2 separate regions of the Homo sapiens genome follow, and region 2 is linked to region 1. The links are chromatin loops, found by intact Hi-C in ENCODE. Cell type or tissue: GM12878. All regions are shown on one strand. Links, peaks and the distances in the headings refer to the core of each region. The heading gives the core; the rest is flanking DNA. Region 1 overlaps SLC38A4-AS1 (SLC38A4 antisense RNA 1). Region 2 overlaps SLC38A4-AS1 (SLC38A4 antisense RNA 1).

Region 1 (2,801 bases), core at 139-2,638:
AGCTTAGTTCCGCCTCCCCGCAGCATGCCTGCCCCTCCCTGCTGTGTGCATTTCCCCCAGTCCTTCAGTCGTTAAAAATTTTCCCATTTCATTTATACTCCAGTTTCAGTTCCGTTGATTCAAAGTTTTGGGACTTAGGACAAGTTTGCTAGCTTCTCTGAGCCTCAGTTTTTTAAACCGTTAAATAGGAATAACAGCATGCTGAGTGCCAAGAATTAAAGAAAAATTTATGTGAAAATATAGATTAGAAAGAAAACTAATATAAATGCAGGGGATTATGATCATAATACTCATAAAACTTCAGTACTCCCTGGGAAGATCCAATGGCCGTCAGTCATGTGCACGTGATCAGAATCTGGGCCATCATATTTTTTTAAGCAAGTTGATGGCCTGAGGGTTCTTGGCCAGGTGGGAGGAGGCTGCTCTGGGATGTTGAAGAGAGATTTTAAAAAGGAGATGGAAGGCTGTGAAAACATAGTTCAAATTGGAGGGAGCTTGGGCAGATACCACCTTTTCTTTTAAGGAATGAATGTAATTGCTTGCATTTTGTCTCTACTTCCTTCCTCTCATTGATTTATTCCGAAGGCTAGAGTTTCTACTTTACATTCTAATTCATCTGACATAGCGTGTTTTTAAAAAACTTAGCATTGCTTGCTTTGATTTTCCAGTTGACTTTTGCTGATGGAGCCTCTCTGAAGGGCAAATTCAAAGTACAGCTGGGTGCTGCAGCACTGGAGTGCGAACTTGTGGCTGTGGTTATGAAGGAGCCTCGTCAGCTATGCCTTTAGCCCCTGGTGAAGCAGTGCCAGTCACACTTTGCCAGTCAAACGGAGAGGCAGCAGTAGTAAGACCAGACCAAATCAAACCAAACCAAGCAAACCACGGGGAATGGAGGTAGGTGAATAGCGCCAAAGAGAATGATGGCTCACAACACTTCTAAGCATGGTGCATATATCAGTTCATTTAAGCCTTATGATGACCCTATGGGGTCAGTACTATTATCGTTATTATCCCCAACTGAGGCACAGAACAACTGTGTGACTAAGCGACTGTACTCAATGTCACACCACTGTTAAGTGATAGAAGTGACATTTTAACTCAGGCAGCTGGATCTGGAGTTTGTCCTCTTAACTACTACATTAGCAATTCTCAAACTTTTGGTCTCAGGACCCCCTTGCAGTCTTAAAAAGTATTGAGGACCACAAAGAGTTTTGTTTATGTGGACTATATGTGTTGATATTTATAGTAGAAATTAAGACTAAAAACTTAAAAGATAGTCAATGTATTTAAAAGTAATAACCAACTCACAATATGCTAATATAAATGACATTTAAAAGTGAAAATAGCTATGTTTCTCCAAGTGCAAAAGGTTGAGAATGGCATCGAAGAATGAAGAATCAAAGAATGGTATCATTTTATAGTTTTGCAAACTTATGCACCATACTGTACCTCTTTTGGTGTGACAGTGGTTAAGAAAAGAGGAAATGAGAGAGACTAAAAGGTACAAGTGAGGGGAACTCAAGACCTGTCTCAGTGAGCCCCTCACACTCTTGTATGAGGAAGAAATGATAACTAAAGAATCGTCTGTAAAGTGTACAGCAGCATCTGGATTTTCATGCCTGGTTTAATCTTCGATAGATTGTCTGGATTCATTCTCTCTCTGTGTGGGTGTGTGTGTGTATGAGCATACACACACATATTTGAGGTTAGGTAAAAAACTTTGTCATAAAATATATGTAAACTGGAAAGGATTTTAGAGATTATCTGACAGTTCTTTTTTTATGGATGAATGCATCTGAGGCCAGACAGGAAAATGACTTATTGCTGGTTGAATTGCTGATTAGTGGCTGGATTGGAGGTAGAACCCAGATCATCTGCCTCTTCATTCTACTCATGTCCTGTCATGGAAATTAGTCAATCCAATTATTATTATTATAGAAGTCTGTTTTCACCAGAAAGTTTGTGAACTGACAACCGTAAAATCTGTGGTAAATTCACAGGCTTCATCAATGACACTATGAAATATTGACCCTCAGCTTCCCAGATTGCAACTCCCCAAGTCTTGGTCTGTTTGCTGTTAGGATTTGTTACAACTTCTTCCTTATTGCCTTTTGTTACACAAGCAGTGCTGAATATGGGCTGGATATTGGAAAGAGGGCAAGAAAATGAGAACCCACAGTTCTGTGACGTGACAACACTGATTGGCCAGTCACTGTTATCTGCAGGATGTGCTTTTCTTAAGGATGAACATATTTTGGTCCACAAGTTTCCAAGACAAGCACATTCCTGCCAACATGATCCTTGGACAAACTGTTCTGGAATTTGAACTTGCTACTGGAAGAGGGTTAAGTCCAGGACACACACACACACACACACACACACACACATTTCAGTGGGGGGCAAGCCATAGTTGGTTATGTTAGCACCTCATTATACAACAGTTTCAAGATAAAGTGATTCCAGATGTGCTCTCAGTAAGTACCTAGTACTTATGTTTTTAACCCATTAGGCTAAAAATCTACTTTCAGAATTTTGGGGAAGCCAGAGTTAGTTAATTAACTAGTCATTCCTAGTTACTTCATAAAGTTGATTCTAAGTCGACTATAATTTGCAGTATGTTTCATGTTAGAGGATACCCATTATAACCATATGAAACATACATATTTATAGACACATATATGTATTTTCACACAGACTTGCCTTTGACAATGATTAGAAGTTCATCTGAAGTACTGGTTTAATGATCATTAGGTTCCTTTGTCCCGGAAATTTCATTTAGAAACATTAGGAAGATATATATC
Region 2 (2,801 bases), core at 174-2,673, 130 kb after region 1:
AGGCCTGCTCCAGTTCCTAGTCACCTTGGATTTCGCAAAACCTAGAGGTGTCACCAATGAAGCCTGTGAAACAGCAAAGATGGTAGCCTGTCCCTTCCCCTGGAAGCTTTATCCCAGGGAGGTACGAACCTGTTGTCAGCCCAAAGACACTTGTAGGAAGTGGCTGGGGACCCTGGTTGAGAGGTCTCACCTTGTGAGGAGGAACAGGATTGGGACCCACTTAAAAAAGCAGTCTGGCCTTGTTTTGATAGAATAGCTGCATTGTGCTGAGGGTTCACTTCAGCCCTTGGTCACCTCAGGTACTCTGAAGCCCAAAGGCTGGAACAGTTAAGTTGCCCAAACAGCAAAGATAACAGCCTGCCCCTCCCTCTGGGAGCACCCTCCCAGGGGGAATTCACAGTTCTTTTGGCTGGAGAGCTCAGGTGGGAGTGGCTGGAGGTCCTGATTGGGAGGCCCCACTCGTGAGGAGGAACAGGATCGGGCACCTGCTTAAAGCAGCAGACTGGCCATGTTTTGGTAGAGCAGCTGTGCTGTGCTAGGGGATCTCTTCTGCCCTGGATTGGCTCAGACTTTCCAAAACCTGAAGGCTGGAACGACTAAGGCACTCAAACAGCAAAGATGGCAGCCCACTCCTCCCCAAGAAGCTCCTTCTTAGGGAGGTGCAATGCTGCTGCTGGTAGCCGGCTGGAATTTCAAGCCAGTGGGTCTTAGCTTGTGAGGTGGTGAGGATGTGGGGCCTGTGGACTGTTCCTGCTCAGCCCCCTGGATTCAGCCTCTTTCCTAAGGGTAGGTACAGGAATCTAACCTCCGATTTTGCCAGAGCTGCAGCTACTTTTGCCAGAAAGCCCAAGCACCTAAACCTCCACGTTCTCCACACATGCCTGAGTGGCTGTTCTGGTGAGAATCCAGATGGCTCTGTCAGACTGAAGACTGAAGGCCCTGGTGGTGTGGGTTCACAGGGAGATCTCCTGAGCCAAGGGTTGCAAAGATCTGTTGGAGAAGCGATCCCAGGGTCACTCATTCACTCACTGCTTTCTAGGACTGGGGAGGATCCCCTGGCTCTGTGCTGTTCCCCAGTGGGCCGTTGTTCAGTGTCCTGCTTTTCTTTGTTTTCTGTGTGTCAGGTTGTTTCCTTGGTTAATCCTAATGCGAGTACTTGCATGTTTCAGTTGAAGGTATTGTTTTTACTCGCCCCTCTATTCCTCTCCGTGAGAGCCACACATGCTAGCTGCTTCTAGTTGGCCATCTTGGCCACTCCACCCCCACTACATTTCTATGTAGCTTAAGCCTAGTTTTCAATAGGGCTTAATGACATGCCTTGGAGAGTTCCTCTCATCAGTTTTGTTTCCACTACCTCTGGGTTGGTTTCATTTTCAGGTGATCTTTCTCTCCTGGTTGCAATATAGTTACTAGAAACCATAAAAGCCTCCCAAGCTGAAATGCTGCAGACAAAATTTGAGAGTCTTTGGTGTGGCATCCCCCACTAAAGTCTTACTGCCTCTAACTGGATTATTTGAGTATCCATAAAACTATCATTATGATCAAGAAAATGTGAAATATTAATTAGATTAGACCTGGTTTTATTCTCTACTCTAAGGTTAAAGTATGAACTAGTTTGGAAGAGGGATTACTTCAAGGGGGACCAGTAGAGGGGGCAGTGTATGACAAGTGGCAAAAACAGTTGATGGCATGTGATTATTTTTCCCTCTGCATGCATGGCAAACATGAGAATCAATTATAGTACTTTTTTTCTCATTGTACCTGGACATGGCTTCAGCAACTTTGTCAACGTAGGGCTTTAGTCAGCCACTAACAATCCACAGGAGTTGGCAACCAAGATAAACATTTTATACCATCACTAGCCTAAAAGCAGAAAATACATGGAAATCCTTAAAGGAAGGCATGCTTTTACTCACCAGTAAATCAAGGAAAATGCACACTAAAAGAATTCTATAGTAAGACCAAAATTGATCATTGATGAATGGAGCATTTTTAGTTACTCCTTCCTTTGTGGGGTGTGTGTGTGTGTGTGTGTGTGTGTGTGTGTGTGAGAGAGAGAGAGAGTTTATTATGAAATATTTTGTTTATAGTTTCTGAAAAACTCTCTGAAGTTGTGAGACAGTGATAAATTTGTTCTTTTCAGGGTGGTCATTAAAAGCATTGGAAAACATTCTGTGATTTCAGTGGCATAATGTGACCAAAATAACTCTTTATTTTTCTACAAGAAAAATGCAAAACATAAGCAACTGAAATCAGATGTAAGCAGATTGGCTTCCTTTGAGGGCCCAGTGGTCAGAATTTTAGAAATTCTTAGCCTGAACCCTGACTTTGTGTTACTGGCACCCAGGACTAGCATGTAGATAGCCACCCATGTGACCAGGGGAGTCCCAGGAGGCCCATTCCTTCCTGTGCCATCCTCCCAAATGCTCCCAGCATTTGCTAACTTAGGCCAGAAATTCCAGAATTAAATATTTATTTTTGTGACTTGAAAACTTTGCTTCTTTGTTCTCCTTTTAAAATGACCCTTAGAAGGACCCTATGAAGAATGGACCATTAAGTTCTACTGGCCCTTTACAACACTATCAGGAGTGTCAATTTGTCTTTTGAAGGCAGGTTTTATTATATGAGAGGTGGGAAAAATATTGGGGGATGGGGTACCAAAAAGGGACAAAAGTGTCCAGAAAGAGGAGGCTGAGAAAGCCAAAGACAGATGTGTTCTCTCACTTTGTTGTAATGCCTTAGCTGCAGCCTTGGGGATGTGATTCGAGAACCTCCAAATTTCACTGTGTTTATTCTGTCCA

The links. Hi-C counts contacts between places; a loop is a spot of excess contacts. Peaks named below come from ENCODE experiments on the same cell type or tissue, not always from the same donor. Only the 100,000 strongest peaks of a DNase experiment are listed, where the experiment ranks them.
Region 2: it touches region 1 in a loop (4-fold over the local background); 15 of 110 quality-filtered maps call a loop at or near these places.

Annotation. Positions count from the first base shown.
Region 1 is chr12:46,387,079-46,389,879 of GRCh38, forward strand. SLC38A4-AS1 (SLC38A4 antisense RNA 1) reads left to right here. Exons shown (of 4, transcript NR_125380.1): 2 at 669-894. Among named protein-coding and RNA genes, the nearest start is that of SLC38A4-AS1, 4.8 kb to the left of the region's middle. In GM12878, for the core only: no CTCF peak of the experiment used is centred there; DNase peaks (open chromatin) are centred at 830 and 1,493; H3K4me3 peaks cover 1,812 bases; H3K27ac peaks cover 2,500 bases.
Region 2 is chr12:46,516,104-46,518,904 of GRCh38, forward strand. The region is part of intron 3 of SLC38A4-AS1 (SLC38A4 antisense RNA 1); the gene reads left to right. Among named protein-coding and RNA genes, the nearest start is that of SLC38A4-AS1, 130 kb to the left of the region's middle. RefSeq lists enhancers at 811-860, 1,051-1,140, 1,311-1,490. In GM12878, for the core only: a CTCF peak has its summit at 1,650 (motif pointing right); a DNase peak (open chromatin) is centred at 1,338; H3K4me3 peaks cover 501 bases; H3K27ac peaks cover 2,500 bases.